2 separate regions of the Homo sapiens genome follow, and region 2 is linked to region 1. A link is a loop called in an ENCODE intact Hi-C map of the cell type or tissue named here. Cell type or tissue: breast epithelium. All regions are shown on one strand. Each heading gives the region's core, and the rest is flanking DNA. Links, peaks and the distances in the headings are about the cores only.

Evidence for each region. A loop is a pair of places that touch in the nucleus more often than their neighbours do. Peaks named below come from ENCODE experiments on the same cell type or tissue, not always from the same donor. Only the 100,000 strongest peaks of a DNase experiment are listed, where the experiment ranks them.
Region 2: it touches region 1 in a loop (7-fold over the local background); 2 of 110 quality-filtered maps call a loop at or near these places.

What each region holds. Positions count from the first base shown.
Region 1 is chr21:45,891,582-45,896,581 of GRCh38, forward strand. It overlaps PCBP3 (poly(rC) binding protein 3), which reads left to right. Exons shown (of 18, transcript NM_001384156.1): 6 at 4,627-4,781. Among named protein-coding and RNA genes, the nearest start is that of PCBP3-AS1, 58 kb to the left of the region's middle. RefSeq lists an enhancer at 566-1,287. In breast epithelium, for the core only: no CTCF peak of the experiment used is centred there; a DNase peak (open chromatin) is centred at 3,105; H3K27me3 peaks cover 751 bases.
Region 2 is chr21:45,943,927-45,960,684 of GRCh38, forward strand. No RefSeq gene overlaps it. Among named protein-coding and RNA genes, the nearest start is that of COL6A1, 29 kb to the right of the region's middle. RefSeq lists an enhancer at 7,802-8,487. In breast epithelium, for the core only: no CTCF peak of the experiment used is centred there; DNase peaks (open chromatin) are centred at 5,755, 6,135, 6,265 and 6,965; H3K4me3 peaks cover 1,623 bases; H3K27ac peaks cover 3,312 bases; H3K27me3 peaks cover 549 bases.

The sequences.
Region 1 (5,000 bases), core at 1-5,000:
GAGTGGGAGCACGGACCACAGGGGACCAAGGACTGCAGGTTCCTGTGAGCCACTGTGGGACACCCCAGGGGTATACACGGGCAAGATTGTCACACTGTAGACTTGAAGTATGTGCAGCCTATTAACCATCAATGATACCTTTAAAAGGCCATGACACCACATTACACACGCAAGGTTAAACGGTGAGTCGGTCTGTGCCACTGCACGGGGCCATCAGAGCTCTCTCTGAGCGCCTCCTCCCCTGGCCCGGCCCCTTCTCCTGCACAGCCCCGGGGCCTCTGCGCCCCTTTGACCTCAGCCTCCTGGGCTGTCTCAATTGCCCTGTGCCTGTCACCCAGTGGGAGCAGCCCCTGAGTCAGGACGTCCACACAGCCTGCCTTCCACAGAGCACCACCGGCCTAAAATCACCACAGGGTCAGAATCTAATGTAAGGGGGGTTTATTCAAAGGCAGCTGGAGGCTGGCCCACCCAGAAACACCAGCTCCAGAGAAATGGAGTCCACCCTCGGGAGTAGGGAGGGGAAGGGTGCCCTCGGGCAGGCAGAGGCGGAGGCTTTTAGCAGGACCGCGGCGTCCTTCCTACGAGGTGGGCGCTGTCACAGCGTTTGATGGACGACGGGCAGTGCCTGCTTCAGGGAAGGGTGCATTTAACCTGTCAGAGGGTGCGGCAGTCACCGTTTCCTGTCTTCTGGTCCTTGCTTATCAGGACAAAGGGGAAGTTCCTCTACAAGGGTCATGAACTAAGAAGGCAGGAGGTTTCTGCCCCTGGCATTGGTTAATTCCCTCCAGTCATCGTGCAGAACAAGGAAACAGAGTGCATTAGTCCCTGGCCTGAGAAAGGGGAGCTGCAAGTGCACGTGAGGGGCGCAGTCCCGTCTCTGACGGGGCGTGGGGGGGGGGGCGGTCCCGTCTCTCACGGGGCGTGGAGGGCGCAGTCCCGTCTCTCGCGGGGCTTCATGTACCAGACCGTGTTCATGTTCACACCTGGGAGGAGGGGAAGCAGGCATGGTCTGTGCGGCAGGTCCAGCCAACCCACAGGGCCTTGGATGAGTCTCTGCAGCTGAGGCTGGCACTGCCAGGGCTGACCCCAAGGCTGTGGCTAAATTGGGCTCCCAGCACTGGCCCTGTGTCCTCCGTGAGGAGATCTGCACCCCAGGTCTATGCATGGACTGTCCCCACCCCCAGGCCCCAAGCTCAGCTCCCTTCAACCTGTGTGTCCTCAGGGCACCTTCACTCCATCCACCTGGGTCTCCCCATCTTAGTGACCGTCTCCACTGTGGGTGCCAGGACCCTCTCTACTTCCATGGCTGTGCGTCAGGGCCACTGTGTGAGCTGGAAATCAGCGCAGGGAACTCTGGAGAGGGGAGGGAGTCCTGGGGAGGGGAGGGAGTGCTGGAGAGGGGAGGGAGTCCTGGAGAGGGGAGCCGATAATAACAGGGAAGCCCCATGAGGAGGGACCATGATGGAGCGAGGACTGAGTGCAGGAAGGAGGGTGTTCTAGGCCCGGGCAGAGAGGGGAGTCTCTAGGGAGGAGAAGTGCCGGGGGCTTTTACCCTCAGGGCCTATGGCAGTTGTGGGGTGATGGATGAGGCCTTAGACTAAACTCTGAGAGAATGGGATGTGGAGAGTTGTCTTGAGCAGGGAGGGAGTGGGGAGGAGGGAGGGGGCTCTGTGTTGCTGGTTGGAGGCATCCCTGGCACCTGTCACAGCAGGGGCTGGAGGGTGGGGCAGGAGCTGGGGGCAGTGGGGGTGGAAGAGGATGCAGAAAAGCTCAGATTGTGCCTCACATGGTGGGTGGGGCTGCTGGGCTTGTTAATGCATGGGATGGGGTGGGTCAGGAGTCGTGCTGGTCACATATGTCAGATGTGGGTGTCTGAAATCCCCGTGGCCACAGCTGTAGGCTGCATCCCCTGGGAGCTGGGGTGCAGAGTGTGTTCTGGCCTGAGGCACATCTGCAGATGGTGGTCCACAGACCCCCTGGGCAAGTGCAGACAGTGGGGAGGCAGGTGAGGGCCCCGGGTGCAGACGGGGGGTGGGGATGAGGTGGGTGGGGACCCAGGCCCTCACGGATGACTGTGCCTGTCCCTTCTCCCTGTCCCATTGCATGGGCTAAAATGTGCTAAATCTCCAGCACTGGACGGGACAGAGGGAGGGACCTGGATGGACCAGAGCTCTGCCTGTTTCTGGAACACAGTGTGGGGAGGGGCGGGCAAGCCTCAGAACGGGCTCCATTCTGAGAAACGGCCAGTCCCATGGGGCCTTGGATGCCAGTGGTCCGAGCATGGGCTGCTGCAGGCTCTACTTCAGCCCTTCATTTCCTGGTAGCCACTGAGCTGCCCCATGGACACTGGGCAGATGGCCAGTGTTAGCTGGGAAGGACAGCAGCAGCCGCAGAGGTGGCAGCAAGGCCAGGGCACTTTGCAGACGGCATGGACGGGTAGGTGCCTAGGGAGAGCCAGAGAGTGGTTGATGCCTCGTCCACCCTGGCCTTCCGAGTGGTCTGCAGCTCTGGGAGCTGCTGACTGGAGCAGGGTAGGTCCTCTGGGGCTCTGGGCACTGAGTCCCAGGTGACCCGCACGGCACAGGATGGCCTCTCACTCATGCTGCCCTTGCAATGAAGAGAGGCACAGGCTGCAGCTCGCTGGCCTGTGTGACTGATAGAGGCTGACAGCCTGGAGCCCCAAGCACCCCTGGCAGGAGCTGACCCACTTTCCCTTCCCTGGGCTGGAAACCTTGACATAACAGATGGCTGCAGGGCCCTGCTGTCCCTCTGATGGGGAGGAGAGTTTTTAATTAAAAGGGAGGCACAGAGCTCCAGACCAGCCACACCGAGATGCAGTCCATGTGTGCGGGTCCGTCGGCACCCACAGGTGAAAGGGTACAGCCAGGCTTATCTCAGGGTGCCCATGTGCACACAGAGGTGCTTCTCAGGGGCCACGCCATGCATTTGAACTGATACTCTGCTCTCCTTTCTGAGATCTGTCTACACGAATGCACTACTTAGAATGAGTCACTGAAGCAATGGTGTGAGCTGTGCTGTCCAGCAGAGCTGTCCGCGCTGCCAGAAATGGCCTCTCTCTGTGCTTTTCCCCCAGTAGCTGCCGCCGCCCACACGAGGCTGTTTGGCACTTTAAATGTGCTTGTGGATGTTTAGTTTTAAACTGAAAAAGGCACATGTGGCTGTCCTGCTGCACAGTGCAGCGAGAGCATTCTTATGCAAGGGTGATCTTCGGAGCCCTTTGTGCTACGTGAAGTCCTCCTTAAATGCAACGTGAAAATCCTTGTCCTTCAAAGTGTCATTTTATTACAAATAATAATGTAATAAAATTACAAATTAATACAAATACTATTACAGATAACAATTTGTAATAAAATTACAATAATTTTGTGATAGTCTGAGTGTGTTGATGAAGTGACCTATACATGTGTTTTTAAGCACAGGTGTAGACAGCGTAAGCGCGGGTGTAGACAGCGTGTCACTTTGTCAGTGCAGAGGTGCATCCCTGGCTGTGGCTCCCGTCCACCCCCTGACACCTGTGGCTGCTCTTTGTAGATCCTCCTTACACACCACAAAGGCAGTTGGAACGGGCTTTACGTCTGTGTTATCTTTGTGTTTTTCTTTTAGCATATTCTTTTAACAGAACTATTTTATTGAGAAAAAAGCCCTCTGCCCTGACTTTTAACCCATAGCCGCCTCTTCTGTGTGAACCGGTTGAATCAAAGGGCAGTGTCCAGGCAGCTCGATTATGGTGGGGGGTGCAGCTTCACAGGTTTCTGTTCCTGGTGGGTTTTACGAGCCAGCCCCCTCGGTGAGGTGTTGCCCTTCAGGGAAGGACTCGGGATGAGGCTGACTCTGCAGAGCCCAGTACCTCGGAGCAGGGTCCCCACCGTGCCACACAAAGTCACCCTGACTGTTGCACGAGTCCCTCACTTCCACTACCATCATTCTTTGCTGGTCAGTCATAAAATGAGGCCTTAATTTTGCCCAGTGGGCTCCGTCAACTCACTGAATGATGGCACACAGTAGTGACACGATGACTGCAGACAGCACTGTGTGCTTGGAAGGCACTTGCCGAGAACTGCCAAGGACACCAGCCGTTTGGCAGCTTGGTTGATGGAGACTAAGTCATATGAGAGCATGAGGGGATGAGGATGGCAGGCTTGGGACGTGAAGGGCCGGCTCCCACACCCTGGTCAGGGGACTCTGGCACCCCGTGACTGTGTGTTGAGGCCACAGCAGAAGCAGGGGGCAAAGCCCCAGGGCGCTGGGCCTGTGAGCTGCAAGTCCCCTGGGCCTCACAGGGGTAGCTCCTGCCAGTCTCCGGCTGCTGAGAGAGGTGCTTCCGTGACCCTGGGCAGATGCAGACCTCGGCCAGGGGCTGCGGTGGCCTGCCCAGCGTCAGGAGGGAGGCAGCCGTGGGGCCTCCCTGGAGACCTCTCCCAAGGCCCTCCCCTGAACTCCCGTGCACCCTGTGCCCAGCAGGCGAGGCCTGGTCAGCACATGGTGGGTGGGCAACCCCATTCTCCTGCCACCCGGGAGGCCGGAGTGGGAGCGGCCCAGGACACCCCTGGATGTGCGTGGTCCGTGAGACTCTTCTCTAGCAGCAGCTGTGCCTTCTCTCTCCAGGTGACGCCTTCTGGGCCCCATCTGTCCTTCCTCACAGCACCCTCAGCACCTTAAGCCACCACCCTCAGCCACAATTTGGCAGAAGGATGGAGTCCAAGGTCTCAGAAGGTGGCCTGAATGTGACCCTCACCATCCGCCTGCTGATGCATGGAAAGGTAAGAGGAGCCGCCATTGTCTCTGTAGGAAAGGCGGCCGCGGCAGACAGAACCAGAGATGCACTGCCCGGGCCATTGGCACTGTAGGAAAGGCAGACATGGCACATAGAACCGGAGATGCACTGCCCGGGCCATTGTCTCTGTAGGAAAGGCAGACATGGCACATAGAACCGGAGATGCACTGCCCGGGCCATTGTCTCTGTAGGAAAGGCGGCCGCG
Region 2 (16,758 bases), core at 3,699-8,698, 56 kb after region 1:
CCAGATGAACACTTCAGGTGGGGGGAGCACTCCAGGTGAGGAACACTTCAGGTGGGGGGAGCACTCCAGGTGAGGAACACTTCAGGTGGGGGGAGCACTCCAGGTGAGGAACACCTCAGGTGCGGGGAGCACTCCAGATGAGGAACACTTCAGGTGGGGGGAGCACCCCAGGTGAGGAACACTTCAGGTGGGGGGAGCACTCCAGGTGAGGAACACTTCAGGTGGGGGGAGCATACTAGATGTGGGGAGCACATCAGGTGCAGGGGCAGCCAGAGCTGGGGTGGAAGGGAGCCCAGAGCAGGTGAGGAGGGGAGACGGGGGAGCTGGAGTAGCAGGGTGGGGGTTGTGCAGAACTCTCAGCCCCTCAGGACTCGGGAGGACAGAGGCACAGCAGAATCCAGAGCCCCAGCTGGGCGTGAGGGGGCCTGAGTGGGGACTCAGAGCCAGGGACCAGGCTCCAAACCAGAGCTGGAGGCATCCTGTGACTCAGGGCAGCTCACAGGGCAGTGCCATGAGCATTGATTGAGCACCTGTGTGGGCCTCACAGGAGGCCCTGGACTCTCCTGTGATGGGAGGCGCGCAAAGTGGCAATTCTCAGTTCTAAGGAATCAAGTGAGCATGAGCCTCACAGCCCTGCAGATCAGCGGTTCCCATCCTGCGCCTTCTTACACCTGCAGCGACCCAGCTCCCAGTGCCCCTTCCCCACAGTGTGAGTCCCAGTTCCACCCACAACCACATGGTCAAGGCCTCGGGCTGAGGAAACGTGCAAGCTTAGAACAAGGGACACTGGGGCACCCCAGCCCCGGTGGGCGCGCATCATGGGCGTGGGAAATGTGGCTGTTAGCTTCTGGAAGCCTATGGCCGAGTCTCCATCTAGCCTGGGCACTGGCACCTGGCCCAGGGCCACAGGGTCACACCCTGTCACTTACAGCGAGTGTCCCCAGGTCGCCAGACATCCCCGCACCTCGGTGTCCCGTGGACACAGCAGGATCTATGCCCCTTGCTTCCTCAAGGACAGTGGGGTGTCTGTGACTGTCAGGAAAGGGGCAGGAATTGGCTGACTCCAGTGGCGTAAGGTAGATGCTCACAGTAATTGGAAAATAATTGGACATTCTCATTAAGCAGCACATGTACCCAGGGCTTTGTCAGAAGGGCGACATCTGAGTCCCTCAGTTGCTGAGACTGGGAAATGAACAGACAACAGAAATGGGTTGCTCACAATTCCGGAGGCAAGGATGTCCGAGATGGAGGCGCTGGGTTCTGTGTCTGGTGAGGGCTGCTCTCTGCTTCCAAGGGTGCCTTGTTACCGTGACCTCGAGCGGAGGAATACTGCGTCCTCTGCATCCTCGCGGAGCAGGCCGGAGGGCTCCCTTCAGCCTCCTGTGGAAGAGCATTGGCCACCTCATCACCTCACAGAAGGCCCACCTCTTACTACTGCTGCGTTGGGGATTACGTTTCAACATGAATTTTCAGTGGCCTGCATGCAAGGCTACACAGGCAATAGCTTGTGACCATGGTGGACAGACCCCACAGAGGCCCAGGGACCCCCACCTCAGCGTTGGAAGACCCCCTCCCTGGGGCTGTGGGAGGGGTCTATGAGTTGCTTCTGACCTGTAGGATGTGGCAAGGGGCCAGGATGTCACTCCCTGGCACTGCGTAAGGCTCCAGCTCCCCTGCTGGCACTGGTGAAGCAAGCAGCCATTTTGGGGCTGCCCTAGAATGGCCGCGGCGACTCTCTGCCTCTGGAGGTGGACTGCAGGCACCTCTCCGAGCGAGCTTGGGAGCCCCAGCTGACAACCAGCCAACACCTGAAGCGCTCACTCCTGCAGCTGCAAGGAAATGAATTCTGCCAACAACCTGGGTGGGCCCAGAAGTGGGTTCTGCCCCAGTCCAGCCTCTGCACGGGAATGTGACCACCGGCTCCCCGATGGCAGCCTGGGAGACCCTGAAGAACAGAAGCCAGCTGAGCTGAGCCGACTCCTGACCCAGGAACCGTGAGTTAATACCTGGGTGCCGCTTCGGCTTCTATGCCTTCGGTCATTTGATACACGGCTGCAAAAGTAAGGCAGTGGCCAGACACGTCACTGGCACTCCCTCCTGCTTCTGCCTTCTGTAAGCTCGTGGGCGGGTTGAGGTCAATGGGTGCTCCTGGGGTGGCAGGCATCCCCAGCAGGCTGGGCCTGTCCCCAGAGGCTCCTTGGCCCGTGTGACCTCGGATCAACACATCCCCCTGGCATGGGGCTGTCCATCTGAGAGCCTGCTTGGCACGAGAAAGTCTCTGGTGTTGAACGCCATTTTCACAGTGAACAATGAGCCGGCATTCGTCCTAGAATAGGCAGTTTGGGTCTTGTGAAAATTTGACCATTTGCAAGTTTTTCCGAACGTTCTGTTTGAGAAGCATTGCACTGTCCATTGTTGACATCTCTGAAAATCTTACTGGGACCATGATTTTGTAAAATCAAGCTGCCTCGCCAACAGCTCCCTGTCACGGGCCACAGGAAAAGACGCTGTCCTTACAAAGTCGAATTCATCCAGGCGGCCCTTGGATGGCACAGCGGAGCTTCTCTTGCTGTTTTAACTGTATCTTCTTTCCGTCCTTTGGTTTCCAGAATCCAAGTCTTCTTTCGTCTCATCATTTTCTTTTCCTTCTTTGCTGTCATTATAATTATCCGTATTTTCTTGGTAACAACTGCCAATCACAAATGATTCTTCTCTGTATTGTTGTGGTCGTGACCCTGGAGCTTCCGGCGTCCAGTGTCGGCAGCAGAGTTTTGCTGTGTTTTGCTCTGTTTTTAACGTTTTTAACGCCCCCTGATTTTGCTTCGTACATTTAGCCTCCAGTCAATTCCTTCCTGCTCATCGAGTCTGAATCATGGCATGAGGAATAATTCTGAAACATAGATGCTACTATATATTATGTGTGTGTGTGTGTAAATCCATATGTAAGAGCAATTCAGATGGGTTTTTTGTTGTTGTTTGTTTGTTTGTTTGTTTGAGATGGAGTTTTGCTCCTGTTGCCCAGGCTGGAGTGCAGTGGCATGACCTCAGTTTGCTGCAACCTCCGCCTCCCGGGTTCAAGCAATTCTCCTGCCTCAGCCTCCTGAGTAGCTGGGATTACAGGTGCCCGCCACCACGGCTGTCTAATTTTTGTATTTTTAGTAGAGACGGGGTTTTACCACGTTGGCAAGGCTGGTCTTGAACTCCTGACCTCGTGATCCACCTGCCTCGGCTTCCCAAAGTGCTGGGATTACAGGCGTGAGCCACCATGCCTGTGCTCAGATGGGGTTTTAAACTCCAACTGCCTAATAGTACTCCAGTTACATACCACTGTATTCACATATGTAGGGATGTGGGGAGGGAGCTTTGTCACTGGAGTATTGATATTTGTCTCTTCATGCCATTTGGCGTGCCGTGCATGAGTGCAGATTTGCCGCCATTTCATCCGGAACTGCCACTGTGTATGAGGACAAGACACAGCAGACGCAGCAGGTGTACCGAGCTGTACTGAGCCCGTGGTCCCAGCAGGGTGTGTCTGCTCCGTGGAGCTGCAGGTGTGGCCCTCCCCACCCACTGCCTGTGTGATGGTGTGCTCAGCACTACCGGCCCATTCCCCGGGGAGAGGGTTCTCCTGTGGCCACAGTGGGAATTCCATTGCTTGCTGACAGAGGCACATGGCTGAGGACTGAGGGAACTTCCCACCAACCGGCTTTCGTGCTGAACCGTTTGAACTTCATTCTCCTCCACGACCCGCATATCCTAAAGCCGGCAAGGCCGCTCTTTGCCTATCTCCTGAACAGAGGTTGGGCTCTGGATGATCCATCTTCCTCCGGAGACTCTTTGTCCAACCCGCTGGCTCGCATTGGGATGGATCAACTTCATCTCACTGAAGTTGGGTAGGACTCCATGAGGCTTACTCTGCTCCCAAGTCACCCCCGCTTAGGGCACAGTGCCCAGGGCTGCCTCTGGGTGTCCACTGGTCCTTCCTCCTGGGTGGGTTTTGAACTTGACTTGTCGTCTGCCCAGCACCATTAGACCAGAGCTCTGTCCAGCTTTGAGCAGTTTTCTGCTGGTCTTCGTAGCCTTCTGTTGCATGAGGTTCACGAGCTGCAGATGCCTGGCTGAGCGAGCCAGTGGTACATGGTACTCCGGGTCCGCCGCCGCACCTCACGGGCCTCTCCTCTCTCCAGGACCCTAGCCCCTCTCCTGAGGCTGCTGCAGAAGCCCTCAAGCACCACAACAGATTTTTTAAAATTCAGCTTTTGAAATTGTACTTGGTGGGAATGTTTGTCTAAGTAAACGCCGTCACAGAAGTGCTGGCCCATGAACTCGAAGGCTTTCAAAGAATCTCATGGTTGATGTAAAAATCTCACGAGGCAGGAGCTTTCATTTTTTAAAATTAATGTAATAGATATTCTAATACTTAGTAGACGAATAAACTGTTCTCAGGAACTGTGGCGACATCCAGTCAGTGGTCACCTCTTGTTCCTGGTGGACATCACTTAGCACCAGTGCCGGCAGTTTTATAAAACAGAGGATAACGTCGCGGGACTGGCCGGCCTCAGAATTGCTCAGGGTTTGGACTCATGGAAATCCAAGGCACCCTGCAGCTCAGCCATGGGAGTTCACCTCCAACTCTGAGGATCTGAGGGAGGGAGGGAGGCCCTCTCCGGGGACCAATATTTGCCTCCACGTGGCTAAGGCCAGTGATGCAGGCTGTGCGGTGTGTTGACGGACTCGGGGAAGGTGGAGGAAGGAGGCCTGGGGGAGGGGCTCCTCTTACCCGGAGTTGCATGGGTGGATTTCAGGTTGACGGGGGCGGGGCTGCATTTTTAGGTGTTTCTACTGATAAGACCAAGGGTAGTTGGGAAAAAGCCCAGCACGTCAACAGCTCGACAGAGAGCAGCTCCCTGAGGTCGCCACCAGCTTCCCGTGGATGTTGATGATCTCATGTCCTCAGTCAACCCCGGAACCACAGAAGAGCACAGCGGGAGACCTGGGGAAAGGCAGACTCCACCGGGAGGTCGGGAAGCACAGTTCTCAGCCCTGCCCGGGCCCCCGTCCATCCTGCTTTGGAAGAGCACCTGGACTCTAGGATGAGGAGACGAGGCAGCGTGGAGACTCACCGCCTCCGGAGGACAGGGAGGGAGGAGCCGGTCGCCGCAGGCACGGCCTGGACGTGCTGGGAGCCGCACTTGGTGTTGGCCGTTGGGCTGATGCTTGTCAGGAGCCCAGGACAAGCTCCGTGGCTTACCTGGGATGATCTCATGTTTCTCTGAGGTAAAGGTTCATGATGAGTTTTCCTGCACCATGAAATACGTCAAATAACAATTTCCACTTTCAATCCTCGAACGCACAACGCTATAAAAATATATAAAAACTACTTTGACAGGAGTAAAAAACGTCATGCTAAAAGGATTAAGAAGAGGTTTGTTGGTTGATGAAAGGACGTGTGGCTGTGGCGAGACCTGAAACACACCCCACGTGGGCGTGTGCACTTCGCCCACTTCATGCCAAGTGCCGGCTGCTTTGTCGGCTTCGTTCAGCGTCACCCAGAGAATAACTTCTCTTTACCTCCCATGGGGATTGTCTTCTAATTTGGAGAAGTTGGATATACCTCTATTAAGTGCAGAGCTACACAGTAATAAAAAACACACTCTAGGACATTTTGAGAAAAGCAAATGTTCCAGCAGAAGCATCTGGGCCGGGCGCGGTGGCTCATGCCTGTCATCCCAGCACTTTGGGAGGCCAAGGTGGGCGGATCCCTTGAGCCCAGGAATTGGAGACCAGCCTGGCCGACGTGGCAAAACCCCGTCTCTACTAAAAATACAAAAATTAGCTGGGCGTGGTGGCGCATGCCAGTAGTCCCAGCTGCTCTCGAGGCTGAGGAGGTGGGAGGATCGCTTGAGCCCAGGAGGTTGAGGCTGCAGTGAGCCAAGATCGCGCCACTGCACTCCAGCCCGGGCGACAGAGACCCTGTCTCAAAAAAAAAGAAAAAGCAGCGCCTGGCTGTGAGGATTCCCGAAGGCAGCACCACCCCTGAGCAGACCCGTCTGCCCCTCCGACCGTCATGCACCAGCCCCTCCCGGTGCCCTGTGTCGTCACATGATGCTTGTTGAGGAGCCCAGGCGTCCACCCCCGCGCCTCCTGGCATGACGCCGACCTCACTCCTTGGCCCCCGGAATTCCCACAGGTGGGAGGTGGTCACAGAAGCTTTGTCGATTCCGTTCTCTTTTTGGCAAGGACACTTCCAGGTGCCTCTGCACGGGCACTGACCCACAGGTGGGCACAGGGCCATGCTCCCAGCCTGGGCCTGACGGGCCGGGGTGCAACCACCGCCAGCATCTACCATGCTGTGAGTGGGCGGCGGTGACGCACCCACCTGGGAATGGCAGCGAGTGCCCGGAGTGCCGGATTCCCCCCGAGCTTTCACGTCTAAGGATTACGAGGAAGACCTGGACTACGTGCCTTTATGAGATGCCTCCTGTGGGTCCCTGAGGCCGTCAGGTGCCACCTCACCCCTGCGTGTCCTGCGGAAACTGTGACCTGTGACTCCGGGGCGGGGTGGCCTTGGGGGCACCAGCAAGTGAAGGGTGCACCAGGGCACTGGGTTGGGGACCTTGCCCAGGACAACAGGCAGGGCTTGTCCAAAAGCCCCTGGCCCTGTTCCAACCCCCAGGAGGGTTCGAGCCCTTTCGAGGGTCCCATGCTGTGTCCAGAGCAGCCATGCACCCACCTTCTCCACCACAACACAGCCACCCTCCTTCTCCAGAGTGGCCTTTTACAAAGCACAATTACCATTACCTCCTGAGTGAAACCTGTCCTCGGGGCGGAGACTGCCCCAGGCCTGGCCTCGTACACACACCCCTCCTGCCCGCCTCCCTCCCTCCAGCCCTGTTGGCACTGCCCCGTGGCAGCCTCCCGCAGCGGCCGCCTCCGGCTCTGCCTCCTCCAGGGTGCTGTGGCTCCTCCTCAAGGGAGGGCGGCTGGGGGAGGAGACGCCTCAGTACAGAAAAGCTCGCAGCTGTTGTTGGGTCTGATCCCACCTCTCCTGCTGTTTCCTGCCAGGACAGATGAGGAGTTAGCTCTCCACTTCCCACCATGCCTGCCCCTCCTTCACAATCTTTGTTAATTATATTCTTACTCTGTTTCCATATTGAATAACTCACTTAAATTCTTACCATAAAAGATGACAAAGATACACAAAAGTACAGAGAACCTAAATACCTGATATAATGCATAATTGTAAGACACACAATTATGTTTCTTCGTCAAGAAACAGAAAATACCCAGCCCCTGACTCAGCTTCTAGAAGTAACCGGGCCCTCCCCGAGGTGTAGCCTGGGCCTGAACACACCTGCCCCGGGGGCAGAGCTGCTTTCTCTCCATCCCCTCTAACCGCCCTTCACAGCATCCTGAAGATTAAGGCTCCCTCCAGAGGTGGGAGGTGGTCTGGGCGTCCCTCCCCAGGCAGCACCAGGGGCTAAACCTCTCTTGGAGTTCACCCTGTCTTCCCCATGGGCACCTAGCGGGGTTCCTGGAGGCGGAGTCTGCAAAAAGATGGAACTTCCCTCTGTCTGCGGCTCCCAGGGACTCCACACTTCCCTGAAGCTCACAGCCTTCAGCAGTTTGTTATAAAATTTCCAATTCAACCATCTTGCCCTCCGTTGTGGCCTTCAGGTAAGAAAATGCCAGGACCCTGCAGGTGCCTGTCTCTGGGTTTCAGGTAAGAAAATGCCAGGACCCTGCAGCTGTCTGTCTCTGGATTTCGGGCTAGAGATTTGTCCTGTGACCTCGGTTCTCTGATGGGCTCAAGAAAAGTTGTTAATCTGCAGTTTGCACAGCTTGTTACTGAATGGAACTGGGGTCAGCCTGCCCAGCACAGAAAACCCAGCCCCGACATGGGGATTTGCAGCGAGAGAAAGCGAGGCGTTCAGTGCAGGGCACCAGGCAAGGAGAACCGGGCAACCCGTGCTTAAGACTGGCACTCTCTGACGGCTTCCGGCTCAGGGTTACTAAAAGCAGGAGGCAGAGGTCACGGGCAAAGCCAGAGATCAATACCTGGGGCTGCCCATTGGCTTCCCCTAAAGGGTGGGACGTCTCGAAGCCGGGGGCTACAGGTCATATTCTCTGATTCGTCATTGGTTAAGGAAGGGAAGGAAACTTTACCTGAAAACCCGGGGCCATCAGAAAGGAATGTTAGCTCTGGCCCATGGGCGTGACTTCCTCCAGGCCCCTCCGGAGGAAACTGAGGACAGAGAATGGTGGTCCCAGTTCAGTCCTCAGCACCCCCACCCCACCCGATGTCTGTGAGTGACGGGATCTTTTGTTTCTCTGGGGAGCCGAGCATTCGGTCTCTCACCTCCTTGGCTGTTGCTTTAAGCTGTTCTGACCTTCTTGCTTGTCACGTTGCTCACTGACTTTTTTTTTAATTTTATTATCATTATACTTTAAGTTCTAGGGCACATGTGCACAACGTGCAGTTTTGTTACCTATGTATACATGTGCCGTGTTGGTGCGCTGCACCCATTAACTCGTCATTTAGCACTAGGTATATCTCCTAATGCTATCCCTCCCCCCTCCCCCCACCCCACAACAGGCCCCGGTGTGTGATGTTCCCCTTCCTGTGTCCATCACTGTTCAATTCCCACCTATGAGTGAGAACATGCTGTGTTTGGTTTTTTGTCCTTGCGATAGTTTGCTGAGAATGATGGTTTCCAGCTTCATCCATGTCCCTACAAAGGACATGAACTCATCATTTTTTATGGCTGCGTAGTATTCCATGGTGTTTTTTAAAGCCAGCGACGTGCCTGGAATTTCCCCCGAAGGGACTCAAGATTTCCCTCGACTTCTGTGTTTGGGGCCCTGCTCCATCTCGAGTTTTCTCTTGTTACTGTACTGTTCCTTCCAGCTCGACACATCTCCGGGCTGAATCCCAAGCTATTGATTTTTAATTTCATCTTGTATCTGGCAAGTTTGCTAAATTGTCTTTGGCTGGTGATTCTGATGGTTTCTGTGGCTGGATTATGTCACCTGCAGATGACAGCCGTCTCTCTTCCCTTCCAATCTTTGCATTTCTTTCTTTCTCTTTCTACACTTAGCCGTGGTAGGAATAACGCTCAAAATCCTAAGGAAATTGAACACTCAAAGGATTCTTAGCAAAGCAGTTTTACTTCTGCGCAGAGGGGTGCCTCCTTGGCCAGTCGCCATGAGAGTACATCTGAACAAAGGGGCACGAGAGCCTTTCTTCCTGCCACAAGTCCTGCCCCTGCCCCCGTGCCCTTTCCCCATCGGCCGGGGTCGGGTTGTACAATCTAATCCCGGTTGGCTGAACATTTGAATTTTTTTAGATAAGGTGAGCACGTAAAAGAGAGGAAAGGGGAAGGGGTGTCTGTAGTGAGCTAGAAAGTTAGTCCTCTTTCCAAATAAGGACAGGAATGTGAGCTGGTACTGATAATGCCTGGTACTGTGGCATGCCTGGGCATCTAACAAAGGCAGAAAGGAAAAAGGAAAAAACCGTGTGAGGGGTACTCTGAATTAAAAGATTGATCAGGCTATTTGAAGAGAAACCTCGCCATATCCCACAGCCAGGACATCCAGTAATAAAACTTGAAATTAGGCAACTTTCCCTCTGTCCTTACTTTGCTAAGAGTTTGTATCACTAATGGGTATTGAACCTTGTGGGATGTGCTTTCTGCATTGGCCGAGATGTTTTTCTCCGTTTAGCCTGTGACTATGGTGGGCTACACGACAGACCTCCCAATGCATGTGCGTCACATTCACAGACAAGCGTTGCTTGATCACGTGTGGTTTTAAAAGCATACGCTGTTGGGTTTGGCAAGCTAATATTTTATTTAGGATATTTCCCTTCACGGGCCTGCTATTTGTTTCATTGTTTTGTGCCAAGCGCACCGGGAATGGTACCGAGGCAGGCCAGGTCTCACTCACGCAGGCCCCCGGGAACAACTGTTTCCACACCGACTGAGGGATGAGGATAAATATTAAAAGCTGATAGAGCCAGCGCCCTTATGCAAAGGCTGGACTGTAAAAGACGTCCCCTGAGAGTTTTGCCCAGGCCTCTCCAGGGCCTTGAAGCATGACAAGATAATGAAGGAATTCTTAACAGGACCTGTTTAGGATTAAACAAGTTTTACTGGGGTCTGAAGAAACTCCCCAGACCTCCACAAACAAGCTTCCTTGGAAACTAAAGGAGCTCCCTCAACCTCCGTGATTTAGCAGAGGGCAAGATAAGGGTGATCACCCCAGCACCTGGACCCAGTTAGATTCAGTAAATCCACTGAGGCTCCAGAGGAAGGTCTTCAGGACTCAGGCCTTAGTGATAGATGAGAAGTTCATCACTTATGTCTTTGGATGAGTGCACACTTACACGCAGACACAGAGCTTAGAAGGCACACAAGCTCTGGAAAACGTTGGTCTGGCGATAATTTCCAGGCCTTCTCCCTGTAACCGGTTAACTCACTCCTCTCCCAGTTCATCTGCGTCTCGTTACTGGGCCGAGAGAACAAGCAGCCCCACCCTCGGTTTGGTCTGGGAACAGCACCCAGCAGCTGAGCAGGCAAAAGCTCGGATTATCTTTAGCTGGTTTTGGAATTGGCTTATACCAGCCTTTTGCCCCTTCTCTAAGTTCTGGCTTGAGCCAGTTTGTCTAAGTTAAGCTTGAGCAGTTCCTTGAGTTTGGCAGAGTCTACCTGGGAAGCCTGGGGCAGGCGCGCGCTGGCCTCTTCCGGGGTCAGCTCTGGCATTTTGTTTTTTCTTGAAACGATCTGGGAATTCAAACTTTCTGAATGCAGCTGCTCATAACGTTCTTGTGATTTCTTTGATCCCTCTGTCTGCAGTTATTTCTGTATTTTCAGTCTCTATTTTTATTTATATTTTCCTCTTTTTTTGCTCAATATTGTCAAAATCAATATATCTTTTCAAAGTATGATCCTTGGTTTTTGCTACTCATATTATTTTATTTTTCTCTATTTCATTGATTTCTGCCAGTATCTTTGTCATTTCCCTTTTTCTTATTACTTTGGGATCATTTTGTTACATTGCTGTTTTTTCCAATTATTTCATTTGTATGATTAGTTCTATTTCTTTTCTTTTTTCTTTTTTTTTTTTTTTTGAAAGAAGGTCTTGCTCTGTTCCCCAGGCTGGAGTGCAGTGGTGCTGTCATAGCTCACTGAAGCCTCAAACTCCTAGACTCAAGCAACCCTCCCACCTCAGCCTCTTAAGTAGCTGGGACTACAAGTGCTGTTAGAAATACCAAAATTGTTCGAAATAGATAATCGGTGCCGCGAAGAAAAGTCAGCACAGACACAAAAGATCTCTCAGCAAGGCCATCTTTACTTTCTGCAGAAAGGGTGCTCAGTCACAGATGGAATGATCGCGAGAGGTCACCTAAGCAAAGGAAAGGCAGACATAATTAACCCTTAAGCATTTGGGTCGTCCTTACTGTTGTGTCCTGCATCCATTGGCTGGAGCTGGGCCTCACAGTCTTAAACTGATACCTGATTTGCTAATAACCTGAAACTTTCCTAAATAGGTAATTAGGAAAGGTCTAAGGAAGCAATAACATTTCCAAATAAGGAAGGGGCATAGGCTGTGAGCTGGAACGTGTCTGTGAGCATGTCCAACAATTACATGGGATAGGGCTTAACAAAGAGTTATTAGCACAAAGCAAGGAGAATTGAAGAAAGTCTTTAAAAGAAACTATTATTTCTAACACTTATGATGTATTCTTTAACAAGAAGGGGAAATTTGAAGAGGAAAACTTTTACTCTCTACAAGCGTGCACCACCACACCCAGCTAATTTATTTTTTCATTTATTGTAGAAGCAGGGTCTTGCTTTGTTGCCCGGGTTGGTCTGCAATTCCTAGGCTCAAGCGATCCTCCACCTCGGCCTCCTGTAGTCACCTGGGATTACAAGTGTGAGCCCCCACGCCCGTCCTATTGAAAATGTATTTATGACTGTATATTTCTAGGTACTCTTAACTGTGTCCTGTGACTTTTGACATACGGTATTATCATTATTATTCAATTCTAAAGAGGTTTTTCATTCCCTCAAGAGTTCTACTTACCCAAAGGTTACTAGTAAAATGTTATTAAATATCCAAACACATGAGATTCTCTCAGGTATCCTTTGAATATTCATTTCCAAATGTTTTGCATCATGGTACGAATTCATAATCTCCATGACACGGATCCTTTGGGGTTTACTGAGGCATCTTTTATGACCTAATCCAATGGTCTCTTTTTGTAAGTCTTCCACGTCTGCTTGAGTAGAAGTGTATTCTCTGCCTGCCACCCGCTCTATGTGGATCTAATAGCTGGTGACTGCGTTGTCAAGTCTTGAACAGCTTTGATGCTTTTTGTCTGATGTGATCTATGTAGAAGGCAGAATCATGGCCCCCAAAAGATGTGCAAATCCTAAACCCCAGAACCCATGAATACATCATATTCCATAGCAAGGGGGTATTAATGTTGCCAATTAATTAAGGTTTCTACTCAGTTGACATGAAAATAAAGAGGTAACTCTGGCTTATCCAGGTGGGTGCAATTTAATTACAAACGCTTAAATGGGGAGGTCAGGGGCAGAGGGATGATGTCACAAACACACCCATGTGTGCTTGGTGCAAAACAGTAAAACAAACAGCAAGAAGGTCCATGAAGGAAAGATCGCCTCTGTCAGTGGGAGTAATGAGAGTGGCTGATGGACAGGTGTGTTAGGCTGTTTGCACTGCTATAAAGAAATACCTGGGGTTGGGTAATTTATAAAGAAAAGAGGTTTATTTGGCTCACGGTTTTGTAGGCTACACAAGCATGGCCCCAGTGTCTGCTTCTGGGGAAGCCTTGGGAAGTGATAGTCATTGCAGAAAGTGGCCATGGAAGCAGGCACATCCCATGGCAAGAACAGGAGCAAGGGACAGAGTGGGCAGAGGAGCCAGGCTCCTTTAAACAACCAGCTCTCATGGGAACTGAGTGAGAACGTGCTCATTGCCAAGAAGATGGCTCTAGGCTATTCATGAGACATCCACCCCGTGATCCAATACCTCCCCCCGGGGCCCACCTGCAACACTGTGAAACACATTTTCACATGAGATTTGGAGGAGACAAAACCTCCAAACCATATCAAGTGGCACACTCACAAGAAAACGTGTCAGTGGCCAAGACGATTTGCAATGAGGACTGGATGAGGCTGGGACCCAACTCTCTGTCTCTGACATTCCTGCTCATCTCATGGACAGAGGCACTGATTGTTCTAGACCATCTTTCCAAGGGTGTTGTTTTGTGACAGCCTTGATAATATGTCCTTCCAGATCAAAGGGCAGGTTGCTTACACCCTAATCCTGAAGGTAAAGACGTTTTCTCCCTCCAAAGCAAAGAGCAGGCATGCTTACTGTCCATTATAAAAGATTCACGTTCCCTGAGCTCAGGGTTCCTCTCCTGCAGTGCAGTCCACGGTGTGTGCAGATGCCACTGGGCCCACTCTGTGTCACTGTTTGGGAAACGGGGCTCGGAAACTGGTGTGAAAAGTATGCTGATACTCTGTTAGAAAAAAATGCCAACATTCTGGCTACTGATATTGCTGTGAGTAATAAAGTACTTCATCCTTGAAAAACCAAAAGGCCCAGTTAAGATAAGGTGGACAGAAAAACACCTAAACAAAGGTAAGGCTTGCTATGGAGAGTCAAGCCAACACTGCCTCCAGTGTAAGAGTTTCTAGTGACTTCGTTCCCCTTCTTTTCCCAATGCAAAGACAGAGATGCCCTTTAAATGGAGGTTTCAGCTGGGCGGTGGCTCACTCCTGTAATCCCAGCACTTTGAGAGGCTGAGGCAGGCAGATCACTTGAGTTCAGGAGTTGGAGACCAGCCTGGGCAACATAGTGAGAGCCCATCTCTACAAAAAATACAAACATTAGCCAGGCGTGGTGTTGCATACCTGTAGCCCGAGCTACTTGGGAGGCTGAGGTGGGAGTATTGATTGACTCCAAGAATTCAAGCTGCAGTCATCTGCAATCACACCACTGCACTCCAGCCTGGGTGACAGAGTGAGACCCTGTCTCCAAAAACAAAAACAAAAGAAAAGAAATGAAGTTTCATTTATTGATGTAAATTGTTCTTACAAAGCATTTCAAAATAACCAGCTGAAAACAGTCCTATGCCAGAAGGCATCTTTGAGAAGCTAAGTTGGCTGCATCACCACTTTTCCAACCCAGCTCGAGGTTTTGGCTTGATCACTGAGTTAGGGCGGAGCCCACTGCAGAATGGGGCAAGCATTTCCTGGACTCAGCACGCTCGCTTCCAATCTTGCCTTATAGTCAGAGACTGGTTCATTTTTTATTTTTGTTTGTTTTCAAGATTGAATAACAGATCAGCCAGGGCTTTTTTCACAAGCAAAAAAAAAAGGGAGTTTGGGGGCATAGTACAGATCACAACGAGACAGAGCTGGACAGAGTGGGAGAGCACAGAGTCAGCAGGAGCTGGAGAAGAATTTCGTTGACCAAGAGATTCCCATGGGAGAAGCAGGACCAAATAGAGAAAACAGAAAGGACTAATTCTTAAAAAATGTGTTTTTGAAAATTTCCAAGTGTCGTTTGGACAGATTCAGATACAGGAAACTTTTGAACTTCATTTGAAAGTCCAGTATTTGAAATTGGACTACTTCTGTGTCCACCACAGAAGTATTCTTTTTCCTCTTAAGAATTAGTGAATGACTGTCTGGAACTCAAGCCCATGAGAGCTTCCTCTACTGGGAAAACAGACTCAGCCAGAGGGAGTGGGCCCATCAGATGGCTCGTACAAAAGTGGACAATTTCTTTTCCAATGGTCAGAATGGATTTGTTACAATGCCGAGAAAAGTGATGTTAGAGTGAAGTCTGTCAAAACCATCACCCTAGGAGAGCATCATAACACTTTCCCAAAAAGTAAAAATTCATAACTCCAGGGAAGAAAAATGAGAATCACTCATTTTTCTACCATCCAAAGATAACCAGTGCTGATACTTTGTTAAATTTCCTTTCTGGGGGTCCTTTTCTGTTTTTTTGTTCTGTTTCATTCTGACAAAACAAAACAAAACACTACCTCACACCCTATACCAAAAAAAAGTCAATTCCAGATGGATTTTAGATCTGCATGTCAAAAGTAAGACAATGATCTTCTAGAAGTAAACATTGGAGAAGAGCTTCCAGAGCTTGCAGTGGGCAAAGAGTGATACCGAGGTCACAAAACCACTAACCATAAACGAAGTTGATAAACAACTATAAAATAAAGAACTAGAAAGACAAAATATTCACAGTACACTTGTCTGACACAGAGCCTCATTCTAGAACGTGCAAATAAGAAGACAGCCCAAGAGACCAATGAGAAAAAGACTTGCTCAGACTCTTCAGAAGACATGAGAAATCAGTGGGCAACAAGCATACACAAAGGTGTTCGACCTCATTACCAACAAACATGCAAATTTAAACCACAGCGTGGAACTGCTGCCTGGCCGACAGACAGCTGAAATGAAACAGGCAGAGATGGCCTGTGGACAGAGGATGTGGAGCAAATAGAACTTCCAATGATGGCTGCTGGAAGTGAATAGCTCCTCTGGAAGATGAGTGGTGTCTCCTGAAGCTGAGTATCTGCGTGTCTGTGACCTTGTAGTTTCTACTTCCAGATGTGGTCAAGAGAACTGTGAATGTGTGTGCACCAGAAACATCCACTGGGACATTCATAGCACCCTTCTCATGACATCTCCACTCCACAGGCCACCCAAAATGAGTGAGAGAGTAAAATGTGGAGTGTCTGCGCACTGGGATGCTCCACAGCAATGGGAATGAACAGCCTGCTCAGACACACATCAACTTGGGTTGCCTCAGGGACCTTACGCCAAGCAGGAGATGCCAGACACAGAGTCCATCCTGAGAGAGTCTGTTCCTGTCCAAGCTCAGAAACACAGGAAGCCACCTGTGCTGTAGCAGCACGCGGAGATGCATCCTTTCTGGTCCACCCCACGGCCCTCATTGCAGTCAGGGATCCTCTCCCAGAAAGTCCCTGCTGCCAGCCCCTGCCCTTCCAGGGTGCACTCTGGACGTTGCTTCCGTGACTGGTCTCAACACCTCTCTCCACTGCTCAGGCAGCGGCCTTGGCTCTGGGAGCCTGGAATGTGCAGGAACCAGCTGGCCTTGGAGTGCTGCAGACTCCAAGGTGCGTCACCTGCAGTTCTGATCCCTGTTCTGGATGCAACCCAGGACCCTGCCCTTGCCAAGCATCCCAGGAACACTGGCACTGATGGCTGAGGCTACATCCAAGACAGACGGTGAGGAAGGCCCCAAGGAAAGGGCCGTGTGGGACACATTGTCCTTCCCAAGATGATGAGTCTGAGCCTGGCAGGGGAGGCACTGGGAGGGCCTGTTGTGGGCAGTTCATTCAATGGACACAGGGTGGCACCGCTCTGTGTCCTCTAATGACCATTAGACACCTCTAACCATCACATGATGTGCAGCTCAGCTTTTCCAAGGGCCTGGAAGTGAATATTTCAGGAGATAACGTGAATAACCCACTGTATTCATCTGTTCTCAGGCTGCTAATAAAGACATACCCGAGACTGGGTAATTTATAACAGAAAAGAGGTTTAATGGACTCACAGTTCCACATGGCTGTGAGGCCTCACAATCATGGCAGAAGGCAAAGGTGGAGCAAAGGCACATCTTACATGGTGGCAGGCAAGAGAACCTGTGCAGAGGAACTGCCCTTTATAAAACCAT